Linked DNA regions of Homo sapiens: all the other regions are linked to region 3. A link is an interaction called in ENCODE POLR2A ChIA-PET data of the cell type or tissue named here. Cell type or tissue: B cell. All regions are shown on one strand. Links, peaks and the distances in the headings refer to the core of each region. The heading gives the core; the rest is flanking DNA. Region 1 overlaps HERC1 (HECT and RLD domain containing E3 ubiquitin protein ligase family member 1). Region 2 overlaps HERC1 (HECT and RLD domain containing E3 ubiquitin protein ligase family member 1). Region 3 holds the start of MIR422A (microRNA 422a).

Region 1 (10,349 bases), core at 1,416-9,415, 54 kb before region 3:
CAAAGCATATAAAGATACATAAGCAATTACAGTACAATATGATAATGTTCCCATAACAAGGCTACACATCAGGAGCTGTGGATAACACTAAGATAATGAAGAGAAAGAATGGCCAGGACACAACAGACCAATCCTGGGCCACTGCAAAAGTTGAGTTGAGAAATATGGGCCTAAAATAAAAGAGGAACAATATATTGAACTTGTACGGAGTTGAATTTTAAGGACATTTAGAAGGTATACTCAGCAGGACTAGGCTCAGTCAACATTTTCTTAGTGTAGTTTTAATCAAGAAACAAAGTACTGTTTAAACTAAGAAATATCCTATTCATTGCAGCCTTGTTTAGAATAGCAAAAAAAAAAAAAAAAGTAATAAAAGCAATGAAAAGGGGAAATGACGTTTTTTGTTTTCTGCTTTTTTAAAATAGAGATAAGGTCTCACTATGTTGCCCAGACTAGTCTCGAACCCCTGGGTTTAAGCAATCCTGCCTCAGCCTCCCAAAGTGCTGTGATTACAGGTGTGAGCCACTGCACCCAGCCAGGAAACAATCTAAAGTCCACAAATAATAAACTGGTTAAATAAATTATACACATATACTAGAATTCAAGGCAGTCATTAAAATGAATGAGGAAGATCTACAATTATTTGGAATGTATTAAGTTGAAAATGATTACTATGATATACTAAGTTAAAAATACATTAAGATGCAGACCAAGCACCCACATCAAAGTATACATACAAAAGAATTAAAAGCAGAGACTCAAACAGATATTTGTACACCAATGTTAATAGGAGCATTATTCATAATAATCAAAAGGCAGAAATAGACCAATTGTCCATCAACAGATGAATGGATAAACAAAATGTGGTGTATACACATACACTGAAATAGTACTCAGCCATAAAAAGAAATGAAATTTTGATATATACTATGAGGAGATCTTTAAACTATTATGTTTCATGAAATAAGCCATTTGTGTAAAAATAAAAAAAAAGAGGGGCTATATATATGAATGCATTACTAGAGTGGTTGAAAATCTCTGGAAGACACATAAGAAACCAATGACAGTTAACTCTGGGAAAAACTAGGAAAATGAAGATACAGTATGAATGAATGAAAGGGAGATATATCTTTTGCTATAACCTTTTTTATACTATGTAAGTTTCTTAACATTTGCATATATTGCTTCTTTTTTTTAATTTAAAAAAAGGGCAAAGATAGTTTTCTATGGATGCTAAAACCAATGGGAAAGCGTTGTAGGAGAGACAACTTTCACGTGATCTCAAAATACCACCACCTAATTGTTTATTAATTACAAAGGGGAAAAAAGTGTACATTTGCAAAGAAATAATCTGGTGATAGTCACCACCTTAAGCAATCAAATTTAGCATTACCTATAAAGAAGGAAAATGGCACTGAGTGCCTCCTGAGGTGATTTAAGGAGTACATAACATCACCTACATAGTGTTAATGCAGCAAATGTTTAACTTGAATATGTGATATTAAAGAACCAAGAGGCAAATTCACATTGTAGGACATTGTATAAGACAACTGGCCTAGATTATTCAATAAAGTTAATGTCATTTGGGAAAAAAAAAGGCTGGGGTTTACTCTAGATTTAAAGAAACATAAACACCAAAAGCAATATATGAATGTGATTGGATCCTGGACCCGAAAAAAACAAAAAGCAACTATAAAAGATATGTGGGAAACAAGAAAGATTTAAACACAAATGTTGCATATTAGGTGACAATGAATTAATGTTATTTTCCATCGGTGTGATAAAAGTATTGTGGTTAAGTTGGAGAATGTCCTTCTTCTTAGAAGATACATGCCAATGTACTGGGAGAGGACAGGGAGGATCATGATGACTACAAATTAGTCTCACTTAAAGCAAAATGTATGCATGTTTAGAGGGGAGGAAAAAAGCAGTTGCACCAAAATGTTGCAATTTGTGAATCTAGGTGAAAAGCGCTATTCTTCATTTTTTCTATAAATCTGAGAAATTTTCAAAATCAGAATTTGGGGAGGAGTATAGAAACAGCTGAATCAGGCACAGCTGAGCCCCGGTAACATAAAAGATGAAAGGGGCCGGGCGCGGTGGCTCACGCCTGTAATCCCAGCACTTTCGGCGGCCGAGACGGGCAGATCACGAGGTCGGGAGATCGAGACCATCCTGGCTAACATGGTGAAACCCCGTCTCTCCTAAAATTATACAAAATTAGCCGGGTGTGGTGGCAGGTGCCTGTAGTCCCAGCTACTCAGGAGGCTGAGGCAGGAGAATGGCGTGAACCCAGAAGGTGGAGCTTGCAGTGAGCCGAGATCGCGCCACTGTACTCCAGCCTGGGCGACTCAGTGAGACTCCGTCTCCAAAAAAAAAAAAAAAAAAACAGAAAGGAAAAAACAAAGGTTATCTTTGACAATGAAAGTATACATAGGAATTAAATGATAAACATGGTTTTTCTATTGTTAACCATGTTCTTCCTGATGGAGCATATGTAATAAACTCATTCATTCCCAGGAGTATCTGTATTAAACAAATCTTACTTTTAATTTCCTTACAACATAATCATTTTTAAGTAATTACAGTGAATCCATCTCTATAAATTTAGAGCCAGATTTGTAACTCTCGCTCAAAAATGAGCTGGCAGAAAAACACTGTTCCCATAAACATAGACACTAAGTTGCCTACCCTTCCTACAAGTAAGAGAAAAGCCAGACAGCAAGATGACAAGTTTACTTAGGGTTGTGTTTTTACAAATTACACAGAAGGAAGCTAAAGGGCAGCGAATAGCCTGGTTCACCAAAAATCATAGGAAGACACAACCTTCCATCTCTTAAATCTTCAACCCACATTTCCATTGTTTCAAAACAGTAGGAATTCCTATGTTAGAAAATATCTAGGCAAATCTGTATTGTAACATGACTGGAGGTAAGTTTTAGCAGGGAAAATCTAAAAGGCCAAACTGATTTGGAAATGTGTATGGGCTTACTTTTCTTTGAATACATCTATTGCCTTGAGAATTCACTTTCACACAACACACTGAAGTCACACTATAAAGATCTGATTCAAAAGGAAATGGGAAGTTTCTCCTGTTTCCTCATCTTGAACTGTATCTAACTCCCTCCTGAGAATCTCTCAGGTTGACAAAAAATAAGCAGAATATGAAAATAAATCCATCCCTGTGGAACTCATGAAGCTGCACACTAGTAAGCTTCACTTCTATGAATGTATATTATACTTTGATTAAAAAAGGTTTTTAAACATTTTTAAATAAAAGACATAGGTACAAATTTAACAAAACGAACAGGATCTACATGCTAAAAATTATAAAGAAAAAATAAAAATAATAAACGAAAAAATTATTAAGGAAAGAAATCAAAGATAATCAAAATAGATGGAAAGACATGCCACATTCCTAGATTCGAAGACTAAATATTATAAAATGTCAACTGTCCCCCAAATTGATCTATAAATTGAATGTAATACTTAACAAAATACCAGAAAGATTTTTTTGGAGTTATAAGCAACCTTATTTTAAAATTTTAAGTGGAAAGAGTAAGGAACTAGAATAGCTAAAAACACACACCTTACCATCAACTTACAATCAACGATATTGAGATACATAAATGAAACATATTGCCAATCCTCAAAAAGAAGATTTTCAAAATAAGACCTTCATAAAAATCTGCTTGGGCAGAGAGAATGATTAACAAAGCAAATTATTAGATATTGTCAATAAATCAGGAAGATTTGCTAAAGAATCTACAGGTGGTTTCTCAAGAATTGACTTCAAGTACAAAAATCCATTTTACAACACAACAGGTTCTTTTCCCTCCCACCACTACAACAGTACTGATAATCAGAGATGGACACACACACACACACACACACACACACACACACACACAAACTCGTAAGTACACACACTAAAAGAGCCCATACATAGATTACTCCAAAAGAGCCACACTTTATTCTTCTTAATGTTTACAAAATCTGAGTTACTTATCTTTTAATCTAGGATAGTGCGAAAGGGTTTTTTTTTAATATCAACCCAAAAAATAATCAATAACCCCAAAGTCTAAAGAAAAAACAATAAAATGAAGATTTACACTACTCATTGTCTCCTTAAATTAACCTAACCCCAAATAATTTTTTACCTACTCACCTAGCCTTTACTAACAGGTCAGCTATTAGTGTGGGAAGAAGAGGAGAGGAAACTATCCATCCCAGTTTGCCCAGGACATTACCATTGTATGCCTGTGTTTCTGTATGTACCATTTTACTGTGGCAGAGGCAGGAGATCAAATGCCTATCAATGTCCTCTTTCAAGAATACAGCATTTTGTCCAGGTATGGTGGCTCGCGCCTGTAATCCCAGCACTTTGGGAGGCCGAGGCAGGTGGATCACCTGAGGTCAGGAGTTTGAGACCAGCCTGGTGAAACCCCGTCTCTACAAAAAATGCAAAAATTAGCAGGGCATGGTGGCGGGTGCCAGTAATCCCAGCTACTTGGGAGGCTGAGGCAGGAGAATGGCTTGAACCCAGGAGGCAGAGGTTGCAGTGAGCTGAGATCGCACCATTGCACTCCAGCCTGGGTGACAAGCGCAAAACTCCATCTCAAAAAACAAAAAACAAACAACAACAAAAAAAGAGTACAGTATTTTAAGTTATAAAACTATATGTACAGAATTTGGAAAAGAGTATTTCTGTATATAAATAGACCTATTAAAAATCTGGACAACTATACATCATAATTTAACAATGATTATTCTGTGTGGTGGGATTACAGATGGTTTTCACCTTTCCCACTATCTAAAAATCATTTTTTACAACAAATATATTACTTTTCACACTTAGAAGGGAGTTATTTCCATTTGTTAAAATGCAACTTTTCTTTGTGACCCAAATCCTCATCTCAAGAGCACACACTACTCTTCTTTAATACATGTTATTTGCCAAGAACTAAGGCAATGTGATTTAGTATAGACAACATTAGCTTTGTGGGTGGGGGAGGGGGTTGGAGGTTTTTGTTTTTTTGAGATACAGTCTGGCTCTGCTGCCCATGCTGGAGTGCAGTGACACAATAGCTCACCACAACTTCCACCTCCCAGTTTCTAGCAATTCTCATACCTTAGCCACCCGAGTAGCTGGGATTACAGGCGTGCACCATCACATCCAGCTACTTTTTGTACTAGTTTTTGTATTTTTAGTAGAGACAGGGTTTTGCCATGTTGGCCAGGCTGGTCTTGAACTCCTGGCCTCAAGTTATCTGCCCGCCTCGGCCTCCCAAAGTGCTGGGATTACAGGCGTGAGCCACCACACACGGCCAACATTAGCTTTCAAGATGCAGAAAATTTAAATCCAAGAATCAGCTCTGCTGTGGAAAATATGAAACCTACCTGTCTACGTCTCAAAATTGTTAAGAGGATCAAATAAGAATTCATATGAAAGTATTTTAATGCAATGTACTAATGTGAGCTATGATTATTACAAGTTCATGAATAAAACTGTATAACCTCAGATCTCATGTATAAAATGAGTGGGGTCCTAAATGAGTTCCAAAGCATTTCTAAATCTGAAATTCTGTATTAACAGTGTCCTCTTAACTCAGCCTTCTACCTGCATCTAATCTACCTCCCCTAGAAGTATACCTTGTTTTATGGATAATGGTTCCCAGGTCTTCATGCTTTCTATCTTCACTAGGACGTAGCCAACTCTCCACATTCGTCTCTTATGGCTCTGATTGTCTAAAAGTTAAATATGTCCGTTCCCTCCAAAAAGACTTTAAATCCCCTCTTAATCTAATTTATATTTCACGCTCTCCACCTTCCATATCTTGCAATATAGAGTAGTGACTATACTATGCACATGAAACCTGAAGCCAGGCTACCTAGGTTTAGATCCTGGCTTTGCTATGTCACTAACTCTGCAATGTAACCTTGAACAATTTACTTAATCTTTCTGTGCCTCAGTTTCCTCATCTATAAAATAGGTATAACAAGAGTATGCCTACTGCAGAAGGTTGTGTAAAGTAATGAAAACCGTGCCTGGATGTAGTAAATGTTACATAGTGACTGATGAAGTCCTTTTCTAACCTTGCCTCTCTAAAAGTGTAATGCTTACAGGCTAAGATGAAACAATGAACCAACATTTGCCTCTGGCTTTTTCTCACTGAAAAATGTCTTATTTACCTATCAAAAGTTTCTCCATATCACTGTAGTGAAGTCAAACACACTCTTCATGGTTGGATATATTTTTTTTACTCTGTTCAAATCCTCTAACCTAACATGTTAGTCCGGTCTCATGCTGCTGTGAAGAAATACCCAAGACTGGGTAATTTATAAAGGAAAGAGGTTTAATTGCCTCACAGTTCCACAGGGCTGGAAAGGCCTCAGAAAACTTACAATCATGGCAGAAGGGGTTAGCAAACACATCCTTCTTCACATGGGGGCAAGAAGGAGAAGTGCCTAGCAAAAGGGGGGAAAGCCCCTTTTAAAACCATCAGATCTCATGAGAACTCACTATCAGGAAAACAGCATGAGGGTAACCATCCCCACGATTCATTTACCTCCCACCGGGTCCCTCCCCCCACACGTAGGGATTATGGGAACTAAAATTCAAGATAAGATTTGGGTGGGGACACAGCCAAACCATATACCTAACATTTCCCAAAACTTGTTCCTCAGATCACTAGTTCCTCAAGATGTTATAAGGAGGAAAAAAGGTTCAGAGATCAAATAAATTTGGAAAATACTAATTTAATGTTAAACAGGCTTCTTTACTGTAAGTCTTTTACATGTTAATATGTACTTGACATTCCAAGAGAGAATAAAGTACACATTGTTTCCCAAGTTTATTCGACTCCAGAGCCCTTTTGTCAAGGAGCCACATTGGGAAATGCTGCTGCTCCAGTTCTTTGACAGCTTTTAATAAAAATATGCTGTCTTATGTAAACTCAATATTTTATTAATCTGATTCACACAAAAGGTCTGTTCTCAAGTTCATGCTGAGAAATCTGGCTCAAGAAACTAGTAACTACTGCCCTGCACAAATTACTTTTGAAATTTCTGAATATCAACATTGTCCTCTTAAAAAGAACAAACATCAGTGACCAGCTCCATACTCTAAGTCACAAGCTATTTATTTCATGATGAGATTTTAACCTATTTATTTACCAACATCCTTTAAATAAAGTGTATTTATTCAACATTCCCAAATTATCAATAATGAAGACTTGCACTCTTCCTTTAAAGGAATTCCACCACAGAACCTTGCCAATCATCCCAGTACCAGTGCTGGCATACAGTGTCCTAAACATACAACTTACAGGGTTGAAGAAATACTTAAAAAAGAAAATGCCATCTAACACATGAATGAAGAAGGAATAATAGAATTTCACAATTTTGCAATCACTGATGAATTAAGAAGTCTAAGCAATTATCATCAACAGCTGCTAACATCACAAAGAGACATAAGACCTTACATATCTCCCGATGGAAACAAAAATCACTCCTATGAAGTACTCTTACTGAGAGGGAAAAAAAAATACAAACCAACCTATCAATTTACAGGAAATTCAGGAGACAGGAAGAACATGTTAACTGACATTACAGAGATGCAATGAGACTAAGGGAAACTTATCAGGGCAAACAACCTGCTTTCTTTTAAAAAATAAGAAAAAAAAGAGATGAAGAGAGTCTAAAGATTTAAAATGATGTAATAAACATGCCAAACTACTGTAAAGTATGAACCTTATTTGGATGTCACTTCAAGCAAATAAACTATAGATCTATATCTATCTATAAACCAGAGAAATATGAAGCCTGATTCATATTTGATATTAAGAACTTGCTATACATTTTTTGGTATGATAATGTTATTATGGTTATGCTATAAAAAGAGATAGACACTCTTATCTTTTAAAAATCAATATTGAAATATCTGAAAGGTAAACATTACGTATGTCAAGGATTTGATTTAAAACAATCCAGAGGCCGGGTGTGGTCGCTCACACCTGTAATCCAAACACTTTGGGTGGCCGAGGCAGGTGGATCACCTGAGGCAAGGAGTTCGAGACCAACCTGGCCAACATGACAAAACCGCATCTCTACTAAAAATACAAAAATTAGCCGGGCGGGGCAGCACATGCCTGTAATCCCAGCTACTTGGGAGGCTGAGGCACGAGAGTCGCTTGAACCCAGGAGTTGGAGGTTGCAGTCAGCCAAGTTCGCGCCACTACACTCCAGTGTGGGTGACACAGCGAGACTCTGTCTCAAATAATAATAACAACAACAATCCAAGGATTGGGGATGAGGGGTGCTAGATAGAAATATAGATGAAACAAGACTGCCTATGAGTTGATAATTCTTGAAGTTCAATATTGGGTACATGGGAGCTCTTTATACTATTCCCTCTACTTTTATGTTAATATATATTTAAAATATACTATAATAAAAAGATAAGAAAAAATGCTGTATGGGAATTGAATTATCATAGTATCTACCTATTCCCATAATAGATTAATCCAGAGTCAGGCACAAGTGAGTATTAATTTACTAACATCAAATTATATTTCTAGAATACCATAAGGAATCATTTGACATGAACTTCACAAGTAATCAACATGCTAAGCTCTCCTATATAATAATTACTCTTATTTGCAAGTCTGTTAACAATATCTAACCAATTTATAGCTCTCTGTGAAAAAAAGTGTTTAAGTATTATTTATTTTTAAATTTTTTTTATTAAATAAAGCAACAGTCACAGAAAAAAAATTGCAGACAATATTGCAGAATCATTGCTGTCTTTCTAGTCCTATGGGCCTATGGTACTTCTGGAATTTATTGTCAGCAGAGTTACTGCATAAAGCACTCCGGCTCACTGAGCTCCCAAACAGCACTAGTTTTATCTTGTGTACAAAAACCCTTTCCTGCCTGCCTACTCTGAAATAAGGAGCCAAACCGACAGATGGCAGACGAAAAGGAAGAGGGAGGTGATAAGGAGGCAGTACAAGACAGCACCAGGAAAAAATAACAGAAAGAACTGAAAGACATCTTAAATACGAATATAAAAATATAAAATATTCACCAATTTCTTAGATTTTTGCAAAACTAAGTCACATTTTGTCACTAATCAATTACTTTAAAGCTAAGTGATTCTGTGAATTCATATTGGATTTTATTCCTTTATATGGCGTAGCTTTGAGAGTTTTGAAAAATCCTTCTTAATATCTTAGACCAATTTAAATTAACCAAAGTATTTCAAACTATTCTCAAAAGAACAAGAGAAATGGGACATACTAAACTTTTATCAACATTTCACTACTGCCACATATCTGCCTTTTTAGAAGCTACCAGACTTTCTTTTTCAACTTCTAAAGAGTAAAGTGCCCCACCTCTATGCTAATCCATGATACAGTCAAAACCACTTCAGTATTACTGCAGCCTACTAGTAGGTTTTAATTAAAATATTGGTTTAAAAGATATTATAGTGCTGCCATTAGAATTATAGTTTTAATCTAAATTTATGTAAAACGCCTAGGCTTTTGGTATAACAAACATTATTTAAGAACATGCCAATTACCATAAGCCATCTTGGCCCATTCGTAATGCCAAGCACTTCTGCTTCCAGATTAAGCAGCTTTCCAATCACTTACTTTAGAGATCAAACCTGCAGTACCATATAACATAGAAGACCACTACTCATACTCTGGCAACTTTACAAAGAAATAGCAATTTCTAGGCTTTGGTTGCAGAACCAGAACCAGTTCATTTCTGGTTGCATCATTAAAAAAAGAACAACTAGAGGTTGAGATTATTCAGGGGCTCATTCCTAAGGCAGCTCCCTCTCTCTTCCATGGAAATTTGTCAAATGGAAGAATAACATCTGCCTGCCTGTCTCACAGAGGTGTTATTCACATCAATTGAGAAAATGTTTACAAAAGTATTTTATAAACTAAAAAACTATAAATAAATGTAAGTTGTTATTCTCTATTTGCACTCTAGACAGTTTGCTTAACCTTGCTCCTTAATATCATTAGGTTTCAAGGTCTACCAAGAAAAGCTTCGTATTTCAAGGCATAAAGATTCACTAATATTCACTTTTTAATAGCGAAGTCCAGTCCTTACACCAATTACTGTTCTCTTCTAACATCTATTCCTCTCCTTGGCAAAACAGAACTAGAAACATGCTTTAAGAAATCAAAGCAATAGGTAGTCTCTAAAGTTCCGTCTCATTGTCACCATGAATTCCTGAACACCCATATATCATGGTCCTGCCCACATGACAATACTTGGATGGGGTTTTCTATCAGCCAAAACTATGTCATTGAGGCTGGCCATGTCTATGC
Region 2 (10,349 bases), core at 794-8,793, 97 kb before region 3:
ATCCCCAGCACTTTGGGAGGCCAAGGCGGGTGGATCATCTGAGGTCAGGAGTTAGAGACCAGCCTGACCATGCTGAAACCCCATCTCTACTAAAAATACAAAATTTTAGCCGGGCGTGGTGGCGGGCACCTGTAGTCCCAGCCACTGGGGAGGCTGGGGCAGGAGAATCACTTGAACCCAGGAGGCGGAGGCTGCAGTCAGCCGAGATCGCCCCACCGCACTCCAGCCTGGGAAACAAGAGCGAGGCTCCGTCTCAAAAACAAAACAAAACAGCAAATATCTTGCTACCCTCAAATCAATGAAATGTCAATCACTTTGGAGAGTTCTCCGAAGAGCTGAGTATTACATGGCAGAACTTTTTTGTCATCTAACAAGTTCTCCCTCTGCCTTCAAAAGCTGCTATGATGAAGTCCATGTGAATGACTTTCACACCACTCTCCTCACCCCAGCAAAGCTGCAGAGAAGTTTAATCTTCAGTCTCTTCATATAGCTTCCTTTTCTCCAAGATCTTTATAAATTTACTATGTAAAGCTTCCTGTTGTCATAGTCTCCGTTATCGCCCCACCCCATTAATAATCATTATTCTTAATTATTCTCTTCAGCTGTTCCAAATCCCTCACTTCTCAGATAGCTTTCAATAACTATGATAGCTAATCAGAGCCTTCCAATCATAGCACATTGCTCATCGTCTTCAGATCTCTGATTCTATTCGACTGTTTCTCTTATTGCTGGGTCATCTGCTATTAACCTGCTGCTGCCAAGTCAGTTTTTCTTTTTAATTATTTAGGATGTTGCTTCTCAAATTTCAATGTTGACACGAATTACCTGGTGATCTTGTTAAAATACAGATCCTAATCAGTAAGTAGAGAAGAAGCCTAAGATTCTGCATTTCTAACAAATGTAGGTGATGCCAGTGCTATTGTCTGTGGCTCACACTTTGAGTAGTAAGGCTTCAGAGTCCAGACTCAGGTATGGAATCATATCAGAAGCTAAGTGTTTAAAAGTAACTAGTCCCTAGACATACAATGTGTTGCTACAACAACAAATACTTGGTTGCAACCTCTCCAAATTCCCTAGTTAGCTGTGAAGCATTTCTGAGAAAAATCGCAATTGTGATCTGTGGCTTCGTTATCTAAAAGCCAACTCTAGTGATCACCAAAACAAAAACAGGTAAGGAGTAGACTGATGTACCTTTCTAGGAGCTGGCACCAGGGCCATCATGATCCCTCTTTTATGCCTTTCTACAGTATGGAGAAAAATGTTGAAAACAGCATAAAGTTTTTAGTGATAAACTTGGGTTTAAATCTAGGCTCCATCCCTTACTGGCTCTTACTGAAAGGGTCTCATCCTGAGATGGGAATGATGCCCACAACATTTAGAGCTGTTACATAATTAACTGAAATTATGTGTAAAACATGCTTAGCACAGTTCCCACTACATAGTAAGATCTCAAAACTGATAGCAATAATTATTATTTTGCATTATGTATATATATATTGAGAAAGAAGAGAAAATACTGGGAGCCTTTAATAAATTACTGCCAAATTTAACAATACCAAACCAACAAAATATCCCACAAACACTGTAATGACTGTTGTTAATTTCTCAACAAAAAAGTCAGTATTTAAGGATAAGTCTACTCCAGCTTCAGTCAGTTACGATTGAAGACACACCTAAAACTCATTCTACACAGGCCGGGCACAGTGGTTCACGCCTGTAATCCCAGCACTTTGGGAGGCCTATGCAGGTGGATCACCTGAGGTCAGGAGTTCAAAACCAGCCTGGCCAACATGGCAAAACCCCGTCTCTACTAAAAAATACAAAAATCAGCCAGGTGTGGTGGCAGGCGCCTGTAATCCCAGCTACTCATGAGGCTGAGGCAGGGAGAACTGCTTGAACCTGGGAGGCGGGAGCTGCAGTGAGACGAGATCTTGCCACTGCACTCCAGAGTGGGTGACAGAGTGAGACTCTGTTTCCAAAAAAAACAGGGCTAAAGCTGGGCATTTTTAGAGAAAATAAATTTTGAAAAATATAGCCCATTAAATGTATAACTTCATTTGTTCACATTCTCAACATGATGGAAAGTTCAATGGTCCAAAAATAAAGTCGAAATTAAAATAAATTTTGGGGCCCGGTGTGGTGGCTCACGCCTGTAATCTCAGCACTTTCGGAGACTAAGGCAGGCAGATCATCTGAGGTCAGGAGTTCGAGACCAGCCTGGCCAACATGGTGAAGCCCCATCTCTACTAAAAATATAAAAAAATTAGCCAGGCATGGTGGCGGGCACCTGTAATCCCAGCTACTTGGGAAGTTGAGGCAGGAGAATCGCTTGAACCCGGGAGGTGGAAGTTGCAGTGAGCCAAGATTATGCCACTGCACTCCAGCCTGGGCATCAGAGCAAGACTCTCTGTCTTAAAAAATAAAAAAAATAAATGTTTTTGTTTCACAGGTCTTTAGTTACCTTCCTCTTATCTACCATACTAAATGACAATTTTTTTCCCCTCACATTTGTCTGCTTAAGATATTCAAAGACATAAGATTAGACGGAGTACATTTCCTTCCGTTCTGGCTGTTTTTACTCAAAATTGCTTCAATAACTTCACATTACATATGGGATCAAGTCCCCAAAGCCTATAGCATGGGATACAGGGCCCTGCCTAGCTTGCAGCCTCAATCTCATCTCATTCCATTCCATACATCCCGGGGCTTGCTCTCCCCACAACTCAATCGCTTTGTGAGCCTCTCATCTGAAAAGTTCTCCAGCTCCCCTGACACACACACCTCACAATTGCTGGCAAAACCCTCCTACTTTTCAAATAACCTCAGGGGTACTTCCTCCGTAAGACATTTTCGGTCCCTTTGCCTCCCGCCCTCTTCTTTCATCCCATCATCTCCTCCCAGTACAGACTTCTACTATAGCCCATTATCATTAATTTGAAATGTCTGTGCATCCCTCTTTCATTACACTGTGGGCTGTCTAAAGACATGGATGCTCCAAAGCTTATTCATCTTTTTAACCCAGTGCCTAGCAGTATCTGGCACAACATGTGCAGTAAACACCTAGTGGCATCAAAGGTGAATGGCGTACATATGGTTATTTTTTATAATTTGAAGATGTACACTGAGATTACTTCCCTATTCTCATATAAGTTAATGAATATATTGTGTGTTCCCACCAAATTCATTACATATGTGTGGGCAGCAGAGATTAAGAATCACACAAGTAAATACAATTTACCGATTGAACTTATTTTTGTTAGGTCTTGTACCAGATACTCAATAGATGGTTATGTGTCTCTCCCTCTAACTTATAGCTGGGAGATAAGTTCTGGCCCAGTTACTCAAGGATAGAGAAATTCAAGACGGGGAGGATCAGGTCAGGTTGGGGTCTAGTGTATCAGAAGAGGCTCTACAAACTTCCTAGTTCTCAGACAACAGTAAAGTGTAAGAAACATGGGTTCTAGGCTGGGCACGGTGGCTCACGCCTGTAATCCCAGCACTGTGGGAGGCCGAGGCAGGTAGATCACCTGAGGTTAGGAGTTCGAGACCAGCCTGGCCAACATGGTGAAACCCCGTCTCTACTAAAAATACAAAAATTAGCCAGGCATGATAGCAAGTGCCTGTAAACCCAGCTACTGGGGAGGCTGAGGCACGAGAATAGCTTGAACCCAGGAGGCAGAGGTTGCAGTGAGCCAAGTTCACACCATTGCACTCCAGCCTGGGTGGCAGAGCAAAACTCTACCTCAAAAAAAAAAAGAAAAGAAAAGAAACACGGGTTCTGGAGACCAAAAACATCAGATACTATCACTGACTGTGCAAGAAGAAATAACAAATATATAATTCAGTTTAATAAGCATTCCTTTCCCCTAAAACCAAGCTGAGATTTAATTAAAATTCAATCTAATGTAGGCCTGAGGTGGCTTTGAGACCTAAATTAAGTCAAACACATATTCTTCCCCAGAATAGATCTAGAATTCTGAGAAAAGCAATCTAGTTTTTTTTTTTTTGAGACAGTCTTGGTCTGTCACCCAGGCTGGAGTGCAATGGTGCGATCTCAGCTCACTGCAACCTCCACCTCCCAGGTTCAAGCGATTCTCCCTGCCTCAGCCTCCCAAGTAGCTGGGATTACAGGCACCTGCCACCATGCCTGGCTAATTTTTTTATTTTTAATAGAGACAGGGTTTCACCATGTTGGCCAGGCTTGTCTCAAAACTCCTGACCTCAGGTGATCTGCCCGCCTCGGCCTCCCAAAGTGCTGGGATTACAGGTGTAAGCCACCACGCCTGGCCAGCAATCTAGTTTTTTAGAGGCATCTCTGCCCCAATAAGGAGCTATATTATAGGGTATGGCTTTAGAGAGGAAGGAGGGAGGAACCTCCCTGACTAGCGAATTTGCTATTTTGTCTGGGAATGAGAGGCCAAGTAGAAAGAAAACTGGAAATCCAGCAGTTAAAAAAAAAATTATTTTAGATCTACTTTAAGGTAGGCCTTCATGGAAACCCCGTCTCTACTAAAAATACAGAAACAAAATTAGCTGGGCATGGTGGCAGGTGCCTGTAGTCCCAGTTACTTGGGAGGCTGAGGCAGGAGAATCACTTGAACCCGGGAGGTGGAGGTTGCAGTGAACCAAGATCACGCCACTACACTCCAGCCTGGGCAACAAGAGCAAAACTCCATCTCAAAAAAAAAAAGGGAAAAAGGAAAAATATTTAAACTATCCAGTCAATTATCAAATATGCATACAAGCCTAGACAATGAGGCTAAATGGACACTGAGAAAAGAAATCTATTTTCTGGGGTACCCTCTTCCCATTAAGGAGCAATATTGTAGAATAAGGCCTTAGAAGGTAAGGTCCTCGAGGAAGAGGCTTCTGCCTCAAGGTAACTAGCATTTTGTTCAAACACACCATTGGCAAACATTTAATCATATAACTATATTGTGCAATGATTAATATCTTTTTTGTAACAAAGGTAATGCAAAATAAATAGCCCGTAAAATGAGGAATTAAGTGACTTCTTACAGAAATATTAACATGTGACCATAAATACATTATTTTATTGTTTTAATATATATATATTAAATATATTATTTTAGGTCAATAAATCACTTTACAGACTTGAAAGGAGTATAACATAAGAGGATGTTACCAGAAAGTATTAAGAATCAGAAAACAAAGTTAGAAAAACATGTGCAAATGAGAGGATTTGAATATTGAATAAGAAAACACAAAGAGGCCTACACGCCTCCCACAGCTGGTCCCTAAAGCCTTTCCTAATTATTACATCATTGCATCCCTGGGCAACTCAAGTGAAGAACACAGAACCCATGTCAACATTCCATATCCCAAACAAAGCACGGCATGCTTTTCTTATTTATTTTTATGTAACAGTAAGAAATTCAAATTTTCATAGATCTTATGATCTAAAATCCCCAAGTACTTACCTATGATAAAATTGTAAAACATGACCCAATATTTACCATTTAGTTCATAAATGCAAAAAGTAGGTGAAAACTTAAATGTCCCTGGTTTGAAAATAAATTCAACATAATTGGATTTTATGAGACACTCCTGTCCAAAAGCTTTCTACTTGTTGCGGGTAGGGGGAGACTTGAAATATACATATATCATTTATAAGTGACATTTTTAGTTATTTTAACTAAATAGATTTGTTGGTTGACATCTGGTAACAAAGGATACCGAAAAGACTAATCAATGTAGGCCGGGTGTGGTGGCTCACACCTGTAATCCCAGCAGTGTGGGAGGCCAAGGTGGGCAGATCACCTGAGGTCAGGAGTTCCAGACCAGCTATGGTCAACATGGTGAAACCCCGTCTCTACTAAAAGTACAAAAATTAGCCGGGCATGCTAGTGCACACCTGTAATCCCAGCTACTCGGGAGGCTGAGGCAGGAGAATCGCTTGAACCCAGGAGGCAGAGGTTGCAGTGAGTGGAGATCACACCACTGCACTCCCGCCTGGGTGACAAGAGCTAGACTCTGTCTCAAAAAAAAAAAAAAAAAAGACTTGATCAATGTAACCTAATTAAAATTAAGTCAGCTTTTAAGTGTTTGAGTCTTAATATTTTAAATTTGTATTTTATTTTTTTTTATTTTATTTTATTTTTGAGACAGATTCTCGCTCTGTTGCCCAGGAGTGTTGTGGCATGATCTCTGCTCACTGCAACCTCCGTCTCCTGGGTTCAAGCAATTCTCCTGCCTCAGCCTCCCAAGTAGCTAGGATTACAGGTGCGCACCACCACACCCGGATAATTTTTGTATTTTTAGTAGAGATGGGGTTTCACCATGCTGGCCAGGCTGGTTTCAAACTCCTGGCCTCAAGTGATCCACCCTCCTGAGCTTCCCAAAAGTGCTGGGATTACAGGCATGAGACACCGCACCCAGCCTAAATTTGTATTTTAACATTTGAATTTTTATTCTTGGTTTTCACAAAGGTATATTTCAGTCTTACAAATTCTTGAAATTGATTATACTACGCTATTTTATTATTTATTCTTTAATGTTGTATCCAAGGTTATGATAGTCAAATAATTAATTTCCTCTGACAACACGCTCTTCACAGATCTTTCCTTAGCTCATCACTTCCCTTCATTCTGGTCTCTACTTTAATGTCACAATTCAGAGAGTCATCCCCTGACCACATTAACTAAAACAGCAACTTTTCACCTCCCAAACTCTGTCCTAAGTCTACCAGTCTCTATTCCCTTTCCCTCTTTTATTTTTCTTCTTAGAAATTTTCACTACCTGAAATTATATATTTATTATCTGACTCCTCTACTAGGCTGTTAGCTCCATGGGGGTGGAAACTGTATCCTCAAGGCTGTTGCCCCAAGGTGTAGAATAGTACTTGGCATATAGTAAATGTTTAACATAAATTGGGAAATATGAAAATAAGAGGTTTTTTTTTCTAAAGACCTGCTGATCACTAGCCAAAATCTCTAATTTTTCATAAGTTCGCTAAAACATAAAGTTAGATGAATTTCCCTAGTTCACATGAGAATCCACAAAGCTAAAACTATAAACCTGACTTCTGATGCAGTAGTCTTAACACTGTACCAACCATATATTATCAACATGCATAAAAGTTTCTTCACTCCAAGTATATGAAATATTTAATTAACTCAACAATCACCAAAAGTCTCAAATCATTCACTATTACCACCAATTCATTAAAAACTGCATTGACTTTTCCAAAAACTATTATGAACTTTAAAGTTGAGACTTATAGTACGTACCAAAGAACGCCTCATCTGCATTAATATGGTCATAAAGCAGTCAAAGCTGATCATTCCTTCCTGGCTTGAGAGTAGTTTGCCTTTCTCCATGGTGTGTACAACTGCCGAAGCCCCCAAAGCCATTTCTATCCATTCAAGAAGATATCGCAATGAGCCTCGTTGAGCTGCCAAACCAAGCAGCAACTCAGAAGCTAATCTACGACCTAAAGTGTCTGCCCCAGAATTAGGAATAGTGACTCCTTTAAGAAATGTTGTTACTTGCGATAAGCAGTCCAAGCCCATAGGAGGAATCTTGCTTTCATTTGCTAATGATAATGGTGGCAAAGAGCTCACAACTTCAATTGCAGTATGAATGACATCGTTGCAAAGACTGAGACCAGGTCCTGACACAGGCATCATCCAACTTTGTCTTAGAAGCGCAAATAATAAACTTAGACCAGTTCGAACACCCATTTCTATAAGTGCATCAGTGCTTGACCGGGGGCGTTCACTAACAGAATGGACATCTGCTGAACCAGAACTGCTCTCCGGAGAATGCTGCTGCTGCTTCACCTTGCCTTTGTCATGGTATTTATTAGAAAGTGCATAAAAGACACGCTGGAGTACAAGCAGTCGTTTTCTAAGTGCCCCGGCAAATGGGGAATCTGAACATACCATCTTTGCCAATGCTAGCTGGCTGCTAAGAAGGGCATCCAAATAGTGGTCCTGCTCATCACTTGAAAGAGACTCACGTTCAAAGTCTGGCAACTGTGGTCCTTTGAGGCATAAAACTTGTTGGGGCAAAGGTACTACTTCCTTATTGCTAACCAGTTTAGAATACAGAACAGCAACTCCCTCTCTTGTAGCAATAGATTCACTGTCCTCTGTAATCCAGGAGCTGTTCAAGTGTTCAAGCCATTTCAGCTTCACTGGTGGAATCATAGTTGCCATGTTGATTTATCCTTCAGCCATTAGTCCTGCAAAGGGAGAAGAGAAAACAGTCAAAAACATACAGAGGACTCATAAAATGTTTCCAAAATTTCATCTTACATTACAATTAATGATTTCAAACTGGTGAAATGCAGCCGGGTGCGGTGGCTCACGCCTGTAATCCCAACACTTTGGGAGGCCAAAGTGGGCAGATCACTTGAGGCCAGGAGTTCAAGACGAGCCTGGCCAACATTATGAAACCCCATCTCTACTAAAAATACAAAAATTAGCCAGGCATGGTGGCACATACCTCTAGTCCCAGCTGCTTGGGAGGCTGAGGCAGGAGAATCGCTTGAACCTGGGAGGCGGAGGTTGCAGTGAGCCGAGATCGCGCCACTGCACTCCAGCCTGGGTGACAAAGCGAGACTCCGTCTCAAAAAAAAAAAAAAAAGTTTATGTTAAAAAACAGTAATTTCTTCAGATGTACCTTTTCCATTCAGTTCTGATTCCATTATCTGTGTAACAGTGGGTTCTACAGCTGATGACTCCCAATTTTTTATCTCCAACCCAGGCCTTCTCCCTAAATCCAAATTCATATACACAAGTGCCTACTTGGCCCCTCCACATGGCTATCTAACAGTTTTGGTTATGGTTGGATATCTCAAAATTAACATATCCAAAACTGAGCTCCTATTCTACCAGTACCACCACCCCACCCAAACCTGTCCCTCCTGTAGACTTCTTTCTCTCAATAAATGGTAACTCCATCCTTCTAGTTCCCTGAGCCAAAAACTTTGGGACTCATAATTGTAGAATGGAACACCCACTTTGGAAAGGTGGCTGGCAGTTTCTCATAAAACGAAACATATATCTAACCCTATGACCCAACAATTCCTCTTCTAAAGATTTATCCAAAAGAAAACATAAGACCATAAAAATACTTCAATCAAAATAGTGGTTGCCTCTAGAGGGTGACAGCATGAACTGACTGTGAGGAGCATGAGGACACTTCTTGAGATAATATTCTATGTCTCAATACTGGTGTGGAATACACAGGTTGCGCATTTGTTAAAACCTAGTGGGCTGGGCATGGTGGCTCACACCCATAATCCTAACATTCAGGGACGCCAAGGCAGGAGGACTGCTTGAGCTCAGGAGTTTGAGACCCGCCTGGACAACACAGTGAGATCTCGTCTCTACATAAGAAAATAAAAATAAAAAAACTCAGTGAAAGTGCACTTGAGATTTTTACATTTCACTGCATGTAAATTTTGCCTCAACAAATACTGAATAATGATATGCAAGCTGAAGTATATTTGAGGGAAGTAAACAGACATCTGTAGTTTATTTTGAAATGCATCAGAAATAAGATGCATTGACATATATTTTTTATATACACACAAAATTTTTAATTACAAAATATTGCAGGGAAGGTGTCTCTCAAGCAAGTCCTCAGAATGTCACTTATAATAGCTGGTAATAGAGAGAAACCTCAATCACTGAAGGGAATTTAATTTTCATGACACAGGCAGATCTTCAAGAAAGCACTCCAATGATAAAGATCCCAGACTACAGTAATTAAAAGGAGTTTCTTATATCTCATTATGCCCTGGTAAATTCTAAATATAAAATCTGATGACACTTGCCTTCACAAGTTTATGATTACTATGCTTAATTCATCTTCCTAAGATACTTGTAAAGTATGCACTTAAGAGGGGGGAAAATCATGATCCTCCATCCCACCCTGACTTCATTTGGTATTAAACACCAGCATTGTGCAGAGGACATAAAAGTGCCTTATTTACCTCCATCCCTTCCCACATAAGCCATATGTAATTTTGCTGTTTTAAATTTGGCCAGTTTGATAGCTGTACAGGGATACGTTGTTACTCTAATTTGTATTTCTCTGATTACTAATAAATCTGAACATCTTATGTTTGTTGGTCATCTGGATATGCTCTTCTGGGAAATATTTATTCATGCATTCTCCTATTTTGTTATCTTGTCAACTTGTAAAAGTTTTTTGTATTTTATCACAGTCTGTCCTCAACATTGCAAATATTTCTTCTAAATCTATCTTTTACATACACACACATCTTTTATTTTATAGCTTCTGTTTTCCATTCTTGGTCAAAAGAGTATCCCTGCCCGACTCTCACACCCAGATTCCACATGAATTCTAGATTATAT
Region 3 (10,349 bases), core at 1,418-9,417:
CACCTCCTAAGCCAGTTCCACGTGCTTGGAATATAGGCTTTAAACAAGTAAGAAAAAAATCCCTGCCCCGTGAGTTCACATTCCAGAGAGTGACTCCCAGGTTTCTGCTTCTTATGACTGGGTAGATGATGGTGTGTGTCACTGAGATAGGGACATGGAAAGAGAAGCTGGTTTGGAAGGGGAGGGGTGCTGAGGTCCATTAGACATGGTTCGCTTGAGGTGCCTGTGGGATGACCAGGGAGGCTGGCCAGGCAGGACTTGTGGCTGGAGCTCAGATGAGAGGTCTGGCCTGGCAGGAGGTAGAAATTTGGTAGTGGCCACACATGGATGGTTCTGAATTTAAGGGAGATGGGAGACTGACCAGGCAAGCAAGTGCAGTCCAAAGACAGACCAGACTCTGAGGAAACAGATGGTGGCCTAGCTTAGGGCTCCCTTGGCCTTCTATGCCCTCCCTTTAGGGAAGGGAGGAGTGAGGGAAGCAGAGGGGTGATGAGAATTGGGAGAACCAGGAGAGTGGGGTGCCATTGAGCCACTAGGAAAGCCAGTACAGCCCCGAGAGAGGGATCCATTAGATTTGCTCACCAGGCCACTCAGTGACGCCGATGGGGGCAGGTAGTATCAAAGGAATGATGGGATTGGATCTCAGTGGACTGAGGAATAACAAGGAATGAGGAATCAGAGAGAGTTGTGGGTCCTTCTTTCAAAAAGTTTGGCCAGGAGGAGGAGGAGGAGGTAGCCCATCTGTGCCCTCTAGGGAGAACAGGTGTCAGGGCACAAAGGAGAGTACATGTCACTGTGGTTCAAAGTCGACTTAGGAGGGTCAGTGAGGAGCCATGAGGGGCCAAAGCATGCTGTGCGGTTTCCCCTGGCTCCTTTAGGCAACAACAAGCCCGCCTTCCAGCTACTCTGGATGGTTGATCTGCCAGGAGCCTCTCCACCTCATAGAAGGTAACCTGGCCTGCTGGGAAGCACCCAGCCTTCAGCTTGACTTTGAGTTTGCAACTCTACTTGGCTGCTTCCTCGTTGAGTAGCTATAGGTAAATTCATTAACTTAGCCTCCGTTTTCTCATCTATAAAATGGCATCTTCACAGGGATTAAATAAAAGAACATTGTGAATATAATCAACTTAACTATGGACTTAAAAATGGTTACAATGGGCCGGGCACAGTGGCTCACGCCTGTAATCCCAGCACTTTGGGAGGCCTAGGCGGGTGGATCATGAGGTCAGGAGATCGAGACCATCCTGGCTAACATGTGAAACCCCGTCTCTACTAAAAAATACAAAAAAAATTAGCCGGGGGTGATGGTAGGCGCCTGTAGTCCCAGCTACTTGGGAGGCTGAGGCAGGAGAATGGCGTGAACCCGGGAGGCGGAGCTTGCAGTGAGCTGAGTTCGCGCCACTGCACTCCAGCCTGGGTGACAGAGCGAGACTCCATCTCAAAAAAAAAAAAAAAGGTTACAATGACAAATTTTATGTTATATATATTTTCTCACAATGTTAAGATTAATAAATTAATGTGCCAAAAGCCATTGAATTGTACACTTTTTTGTTTTTTTTGAGACGGAGTCTCAAAAGTCCAGCCCAGGCTGGAGTGTAGTGGCGCGATCTCGGCTCACTGCAGCCTCCACCTCCCAGGTTCCTCCACCTCCCAGATTCTCCTGCCTCAGCCTCCAAGGTAGCTGGGATTACAGGCCCTCGCCATCATGCCTGGCTATTTTTTTTTGTATATATATTTTTTAATAGAGACGGGCTCCACCACGTTAGACAGGCTGGTCTCAAACTCCTGACCTCAAATGATCCGCCCACCTTGGCCTCCCAATTTGCTGGGATTACAGGCATGAGCAACTGTGCCTGGCTGAATCGTACACCTTAAATGGGTATATTGTATGGTATGTGAATTATAGCTCAGTAAATCTGTTAAAAAACATGAATGGGCATATTAATTTGCTTATTTAATTATTTCCTATAAAGTGTTGTTTATAGGAATCGTGCCAACTTACTGCCCAAGTTAAGTTTTATTTGTTGGTATATATTAACACATATACACACAGTTTACAATTTAATTTTCACCCTAAGTGGTGTACAGTCATTAAAGGGGCCCAGACCTCTGGGCTGCTCCAGGTTAAGAACCTTGCCCATGTCTCCTAGACCCTGAGTCTGATCTTCATCTCAGAAGTTGTCAAACTCCACCTGCAAAGCTCACTCTGGGGTAACCAAGCTCTGGAGAACCCAGGCCTCTGATGCAGACGCTTGAGAGGCTGATAAACAGGAAGGCCAATGGCTCCTTTTACCGATGGGGACACACTGAGCAGTCCTGGGTAAGGGCCCTCCCCATCACTGCGTGCCCAGCAGAAAGGAGGAACACAGGGTGCTCAGTGTTCTTCAGCACCCTCTTCCTAGCTATAACAACCATGGTTTTCACTGGCTGGTTCAACTTTATTGTGGGATAGAAGTCAATGATCAGAGCAGATATAAATAAAGAGCATTAGAAAATAATGAATCAGGAACATTTTTTTTTTTTTAAGATTCCAGTTCTACAAACCTGTTAGGAAAAACATCAGCCCCTACCACTCCCGTTTCCCACTTTCCAGGGAAACCACGTTCAGCTCTTACAGTGTCTTAAAAAAAAAAAAAATCTACTCCTTCCTGCTATTTTTCAGATTGGAAAACAGTTTGTAGAAGTCCTGGATGAGGGTCTCAATTTTGACAATTGCTCTAAGAGAACCTGTAAAGCAATATGAAATCTTGTAGAGCAATAGTAATTAGCTGTGGTAGAGGGTAGTTATAATAATGTAACTATTGCATCCTAACCCCTCTACCACAGCTAATTATTTCATGTTGCTGTACAGATTGCAAATGACTCTCCTCTACAGTATATCTTTTTTTTTTTTTTTTTTTTTTTTTGGTTTTGTTTTTGTTTGAGATGGAGTCTCGCTCTGTCTCCCATGCTGGAATGCAGTGGCGCGATCTCAGCTCACTGCAACCTCCGCCTCACGGGTTCACGCCATTCTCCCGCCTCAGCCTCCTGAGTACAGGCACCCGCCACCATGCCGGGCTAATTTTTTTTTCCTTTTTTTTTTTTTTTGTATTTTTAGTAGAGACGGGGTTTCACCGTGTTAGCCAGGATTGTCTCAATCTCCTGACCTCGTGATCTGCCCGCCTCAGCTTCCCACAGTGTTGGGATTACAGGCGTGAGCCACCGCGCCTGGCCTATATCTTTCTTTTTTTAAAAAAGGTAATTTTTATTGTGTTAAAATATACATAATATAAAATTTATCTTTTTTACTTTTTATTTTTTCTTTGAAACAGGGTCTCACTCTGTCACCCAGGCTGGAGTGCAGTGGCACAATCATAGCTCACTTCAGCCTTGAACTCCTGGATTCAAGCGGTCTTCCTGCCTTAGCCTCCAGAGTAGTTGGGCATTTTAACAATTTTTGACTGTACAATTCTTTGGCATTAAGTATATTCATGTTGTGTAGGCATCACCACCATCCATCTTAAAACTTTTTCACCACCTTAAACTGAAACTCTGTACCCATTAAACAATAACTCCCCATTGCTTCCTCCTCCAGCTCCTGATAATGACTACTCTACTTTCTTTCTCTATGAGTTTGACTCCTCTACGAACCTCATCTACCTGGAATCATACATTTGTCCTCCTTTTGTGTCTGGCTTCTTTCACTTAACATAGTGTTTTCAAGGATCATCATGTTGAAGCATGTATCAGAATTACATTCCTTCTTCAGGCTAAATGGTATTCCGTTGTGTATGTATCATACTTTGCTTATCCATTCATCCATTAATGGATGCTTGGGTTGTTTCCACTGTTTGGCTCTTGTGAATAACGCTGCTATGAACATGAGGGTAAAAATATCTGTTGAAGTCCCTGCTTTCAATTCATTCATTCATTCATTGAGACAGGATCTTACTTTATCAGTCAGGCTGGAGTGCGTGGTGTGATCACAGCTCACTGCAGCCTCAACCTTCCAGGCTCAAGCCATCCTCCCACGTCAGCCCCCTTAGTAGCCAGGACCACAGGTGCATGCCACCATGCCCAGCTAATTTAATTTTTTTTTTGTAGAGAAGGGGGGGTCTCACTATGTTGCCCAGGCTGGTCTTGAACTCCTGCCTCAAGCAGTCCTCCCTCTTTAGCCTCCCAAAGTTCTAGGATTGCAAGTGTGAGCCACTGAGCCCAGCCTCAATTTTTTGTATACCTAGAAGTGGAATTGCTGGATCTTCTAGTAATTTTATGTTTAATTTTTTGAGGGACCTACTTTGTCTTTCTGACAACAGTTTTATGACCAAGGTGAGGCAGATACTAAGACAACTGTTCTCATAAACCAGACAGGACACTTGGTGGCTGGCCCAGGGTCTCAAAGCTTGTTGGAAAGTAGAGCTGGGACTTGAGCCTGGCTCTTCTGGCTTTAAGTCCACCTTCTTTCTCGCTACCATGCTGTCCTCCCTATTATATTGGCCTTCTTAAGCCTATAGTCCCCAACCAGAGGTCTCAGATAGATGTTCCCATTCCTCCAGAGCATGTAGAGGAAGCTACATTTATGCAGCCACCCCCCTTTGTTTGCAATCATCATTAGCATCTATCAATGGCACATGCCTGGTCTATTATAGGTCTTGAATTAGAGCCCACCTCACCTCCGGTTAGACTAACTCATTGGATGAAGAAGTCTCATTGACACATTGGGAAAAAGGGTGTGCCTTTGCAATGATTCATGTCTATCTTATATGAATGCTTAATCCCTCAGGGGCTGTTCTTTGATCCAAATTTTGTTCCCCCTCTATTCTGGACCAACTGCTCCACACATAACTCATGGCATTGAAATAACAATTTTAAAGTAGCTGCCACATTTCAGGAATGGAGGGCTTTGCACATGTTAGCTCATTTACTCCCCTCACCCTGAGAAACAGAAAGCATCTTTCTGTTTTGCAGATAAAGAAACATAGGCCAGAGAGATCAAGCCACTTGCCTGAGAGATGGCCCAAGATTTTCTGGGTGCCAACATCAGTGCCTCTATTTCTCCACCTCACAACACCTCCTTCCCAAGGATATCTCCCACTATGTAAGACTTTGTAATCTAAAGCTTATGCTCTTAACGGGAACAGAGGGTTTTTTGAGTTGATGGGTTTTTTTTCTTTTTTCCTGTCTGGAGTTCAGACTTGACTTCTAATTGGTAGGGTTTTGTCCTCACTTCTTTGGACCCTCTCCTACAAGACCCTCTCCTACAAGACCACCCACCAGTCTGGGTCCTAATTGTTTGTGACTCTTTTTCAGGGTGGGAGCAGGGTGGTTATGGAATGACCATGGGTCCCGGCATGTAATAAGTGGCCATGACCTCTAGGTCTCTGGGCTAACACCAAGTGTCCCTGTTTAGCCAGTTCTCATTGAGATGTATTGAATGAATAAATAAGCTCATGAAAAAAAAATCAACCTAGACGATATTCTTCTCATCAAGAATAATAATACAAAATCAACCTAGACAATATTCTTCTCATCAAGAATAAAAATAAAATAAACCTAGACAATATTCTTCTCATCAAACAAAAACAAACAAACAAACAAAAAACTCATAATTATCCCCAGTGTTCTCTGCTTCAAAATAATGTGGAGGTACTCAGGAGGCTGAGGTGGGAGGATTCCCTCAGGCCAGGAGTTTGAGACCAGCCTGGGCAACACAGCAAGACCCCATCTTTAAAAAATTTTTTTTTAATTATCCAGGTGTGGTGGTATGTGCCTATAGTCCCAGCTACTTGAGAGGCTGGTGTGGGAGGGTGATTTGAACCCAGGAGTTTGAGGCTGCAGTGAGGTATAATCTCACCACTGCACTCCAGCCTGGATGACAGAGCAAGACCTTGTCTCTAAAACACACACACACACACACACACAAACACACATAATAGTGAGGAGGACTTGAATGCTATGAGAAGTGGGGAGCTTAGGAGGAGAGAGGAGGCCAATTTGCTATGATGAAAAGTTCAGTGCCCTAAGTTGAAATCCTAATTCCAGTCGCTTACTGTGTGGCCCTGGGCACATCACTTAACCTCTCTGAGTCATATTTTTCTCATTTTTGAAAAGGGGATAATAATTCTTGCCTCGCTGAGATGGTTGTGAGGATTAAATAAAATGAGGGGTGTGAAGGTGAGAGCACAGTCTCCAGCACACAGGAGAAATGAGGAAGCAGAGAGAATACTGGATGGATGAATGACCTAGCAAACAGTACAATATAGAATCTGTTTAAAGAAGTGAGCTTAAAAAATCCTCATGTGATGTATGTTATCTTTTGGGGCTATAAATGGCATTAGGCAATGAGGTATGTCAACGAACAATTATGACTCACCGTGGAAATACCAAGTCTTTAAAACCCAAGAACCAATTACCAAATCCAGCATCAAAGACACACTGAAGCACTTAAAAAAAAAAAAAAGTCCCATAGTCTAGGATGTGACAAAATTGCTATGTGTGGGATAGAGCCCTTGATTGCTAAGAAGATTCTGAACATTCACAGTGGAAAATTTTTCTCTTCCATAGGATCAAGTGAGAATCCTATATTCTATATGTGGATTAGGACCAATTAGGATGTCAGGGTCTAAATGATTTTGGTGATCTTGGCCCTAAGGATTGCAGGCAAAACCCAAAAGCCACAGTCTCTGAGCTCCTCCACTAAGGGTGTGCCCAACCCCCTCCTGCTCCCCCTCCGAAGCACTGGAGCTCCTCGCTGCCGGTGCCAACCTCCTCTTCCAGGAAGGAGCTCCCCACTCTCCCATGCCCTACTCTGGAGCTCTGGGTCTGATGTGTGCCTGGGCCTCCATGCTCCTGGCCTGAGGTGCTGTCCAGATGCTGAGAGTTGGGAGACTTTGCTGTCTCCAGGAATATTAATAGCATGGGAGCTGTCCAGCCTAGGGAGCCAGCACTGAGAACAGGAGCTGGGCAGGGAGGGCCTCGGAGCTCAGAGCCCAGGACCCAGAGCTTCTGAGCCAAGCTAGGATAGCCAGGAGGGGCCCTGGAGGCCATGCCTAAATGAACAAAGGAGGAAACTGAGGCCCAGGGAGGACAAAGCTTGGCTCAGGGACAGAGAGCCCATCTGCAGCAGAGAGACTCAGGCCTTCTGACCCTAAGTCCAGTGCTTCTCTCGTGTCCTCACATTGTGGGCTTCCCCCAGCAACATACAGTATTATATGCTCACCAATGAGGTATGCATCTGCTGACACATACCTACCACTGACCATGACACTCACTGATACAGCCCCCTCACAAGGTGCTTTTATCATCTCATTTAATTCTTACCACTACCCTGTGATTAGCTATGGTAGTACCGTCATCATCATCGTATTTTCCAGCTACAGAAACTGAGGCACAGAGAGGTGGGGTGCCAGACCTGGGGACTGGAGTCAGTTGTGAGAGCAGTGCGCCAGGGAAGGTTGCCTAGAAGAGGGGACATCTGAGCTGGATAGAGAAGCAGGTGTTCACTAGGAGGGTAAAGGAAGGGAAAGACATTGTAGGGAGAGGGACCAGCAGGAACAAAGCCTAGATTTATGAGGTTGGGGAGAGAGAGACAGAGGCAGAGAGAGAAGAGCACTGCAGGAGCATGAGGCATGCAGAGGATGATAGAGGGTACGGTGGAGACAGTGGGCAGGGTGGGGCTGGGGACTGTCTTACACAGCCATCCCTAAAGGCTCTCTCTGAGGGAACATGTGCATTAGTCCCGGGGCAGCAGACCCTCTGGACCCCAGCCTGAAAAATTTTGGAGCAGAGCTTCCCTAAGTGTTTTCCCTGACGGTGTTCCCAAGGGGTGTGGCTTAACCTTCCAACTACGCAGTAACCTCTCCTAAGTAAGAATAGTATCTGGCCAGACGCAGTGACTCATGTCTGTAATCCCAGCACTTTGGGAGGCTGAGGCAGGCAGATCACTTGAGACCAGGAGTTCAAGACCAGCCTGGCCAACATGGCGAAACCCCCTCTCTACTAAAAATACAAAAATTAGCTGGGTGTGGTGGTGCACTTCTGTAAGCCCAGCTACTCGGGAGGCCGAGGCATGAGAATTGCTTGAACCCAGGAGGTGGAAGTTGCAGTGAGCTGATATCACGCCACTGTACTCCAGCATGGGTGACAGAAAGAGACTATCTCTCAAAAAAAAAAAAAAAAAGTGATATCTCTCCTTCTGGGGTCTCCCTCCTCCATCCCAGCCTAGCTGTGGGCTGAAGCCCCATGTCATCAGGATAAAGGCTCAAGGCCTGGCTACCAAAACACAAAAACACAAGCACTCAGGCCCTGGCCTTTAGGGCCACTTACTTGCCTCCTATGTGTCTGGCTGGGGAGAGGGAAGAAGGATGACTGAAGGACAGGCTGGGGAGAGGAGTCATATCGCTGTGCCAAACTTGCCTCAAGATGGGGTACAAGAAGACAAGGAAGGGAATTTATGTTCATTGAACATTTATTAGGCAGTTGATTCCATTCTAAACACTTTTTTTTTTTTTTTTTTGAGACAGAGTCTCTGTCACCCAGGCTGGAGTGCAGTGGCGCAATCTCGGCTCACTGTAAGCTCCACCTCCAGGGTTCATGCTATTCTCCTGCCTCAGCCTCCTGAGTAGCTGGGACTACAGGCACCCGCCACCACGCCCGGCTATTTTTTTTTGTATTTTTAGTAGAGACAGAGTTTCACCGTGTTAGCCAGGATGGTCTCAATCTCCTGACCTTGTGATCCAGCCACCTCAGCCTCCCAAAGTGCTGGGATTACAGGCATGAGCCACCACACCCTGGCTGTAAACACTTTAATTTAAATATGCTATTTTATTTAATCCTCTCAAAAACCTTCACTTTATAATTGAGGAAACCAAAACTCAGAGAGGTAAGATAAGTCACCTGAGGTGTTTCCCCTGAGGCCATACTTCCCACTAGTATCCGCCTATGGGGATACTAAGGCCGACCTGGAAGTTGAGATTGACAGCACTGCTCTGAAGGAAATCTTTAGCTCAAGGACCCCCTTAATCCACTGGCCTTGTTGACCTTTCTTAGAACTGCACTGCCGTGTAAGATACTTTGATGTAACCTTCCTTCCTTCCCTCTCTCCATCACATGGGTCAGACCTGCATTGACGTCTGACGCCTCTCTCAGCCTTGCCAGCTCCCTCTCCAGTTTTGCACACTTACCGAATAATCTCCTGCAGTCTAACCCTGTCTTGATGTCTGCTACTTGGAAGACCTGGGCTAACACAGCCATACAGCTAGTGGTAGCTGGCTGGGCTTAGACTGACCTATATAATCCTTCTTCTGCACCATGTGCCACCTGCCATGAAATGGAAATGTCGGGGACTAATGTGAGCTGCTGCCTGGTTTTCTTTAAACAGCACAGGACAGAACTCCTTAGCCCTCCTCCCTCCCACAGCTTCCTTGCTTCCTTCCAGATGGAGTGACTGGCTGCCTCTGGAATCTCAGGGATCTCTTTGTGCCTGCCTGGCTGCTTCTCACTTTTCCCTGGGACTCAAGTGGGGAAGAAAGTCTACGTAGGTTTATTTATATCTTGAAATGAATCTTCCAGCCTGTTTTACACCTACCTCTCAGTTTCAGGTTATTTTTGTTTTGTTTTGTTTAGACAGAGTCTCACTCTGTTGCCCAGGCTGGAATGCAGTGGCGCGATCTCCACTCACTGCAACCTCCGCCTCCTGGGTTCAAGCGATTCTCTTGCCTCAGCCTCCTGAGTAGCTGGGATTACAGGCACACACCACTACACCTGGTTAATTTTTGTATTTTTAGTAGAGACAGGGTTTCACCATGTTGGCCAGGCTGGTCTTGAACTGACCTCATGTGATCCACCCACCTTGGCCTCCCAAAGTGCTGGGATTACAGGCGTGAGCCACCATACCTGGCCTTCAGTTTCGGTTTTTATTTTGCCTCAGGTCTGAACAATTCCCTCCACAATGACAATGTTCCAAGCTTCCTGAGTGCTGCACAGACTTTGTGACCTGAAAATAAATGAAATAGAAAGTAATCCTACAGATGGTACAGACACCCCCAACTAGGAGGAAGAGCAAGCTTCCTGAAAAGCTGTATAAAGAGCTCTTTCCACAAATTATATTAAGCTTTATAGTTAAGGGGTAGAGGGCTCCCTATCTCAAAGAACCCTGAATCTATGGCTTATTCCCTTTTTTCCCCCAGACCCAGACTATACAGAGTGGTACTGGATAAATATTTATAATGTGAAAAAATGATTATCTTTAATGGAGTCATTTTACAAGTTCAGATTTTCTCATGACCATTTTCTGGAAAGCAGAAAATCTGAAATTGTAACACGGTTAATAATATGAATATTATTAATCATCTAAGTAATAAAATAATGAT

The links. Peaks named below come from ENCODE experiments on the same cell type or tissue, not always from the same donor. Only the 100,000 strongest peaks of a DNase experiment are listed, where the experiment ranks them.
Region 1: POLR2A ChIA-PET joins it to region 3 with 7 read pairs; 6 of 35 experiments call an interaction of 5 or more read pairs at or near these places.
Region 2: POLR2A ChIA-PET joins it to region 3 with 6 read pairs; 5 of 35 experiments call an interaction of 5 or more read pairs at or near these places.

Annotation. Positions count from the first base shown.
Region 1 is chr15:63,809,440-63,819,788 of GRCh38, forward strand. All of the region lies in intron 1 of HERC1 (HECT and RLD domain containing E3 ubiquitin protein ligase family member 1), which reads right to left. Among named protein-coding and RNA genes, the nearest start is that of HERC1, 19 kb to the right of the region's middle. RefSeq lists an enhancer at 6,255-7,016. In B cell, for the core only: no CTCF peak of the experiment used is centred there; DNase peaks (open chromatin) are centred at 5,052 and 6,482; H3K4me3 peaks cover 752 bases; H3K27ac peaks cover 477 bases.
Region 2 is chr15:63,767,444-63,777,792 of GRCh38, forward strand. HERC1 (HECT and RLD domain containing E3 ubiquitin protein ligase family member 1) reads right to left here. Exons shown (of 78, transcript NM_003922.4): 2 at 7,251-8,206. The coding sequence starts at 8,180. Among named protein-coding and RNA genes, the nearest start is that of HERC1, 61 kb to the right of the region's middle. In B cell, for the core only: no CTCF peak of the experiment used is centred there; no DNase peak of the experiment used is centred there.
Region 3 is chr15:63,863,874-63,874,222 of GRCh38, forward strand. MIR422A (microRNA 422a) reads right to left here and starts at 7,146; the gene lies at 7,057-7,146. In B cell, for the core only: no CTCF peak of the experiment used is centred there; a DNase peak (open chromatin) is centred at 6,268.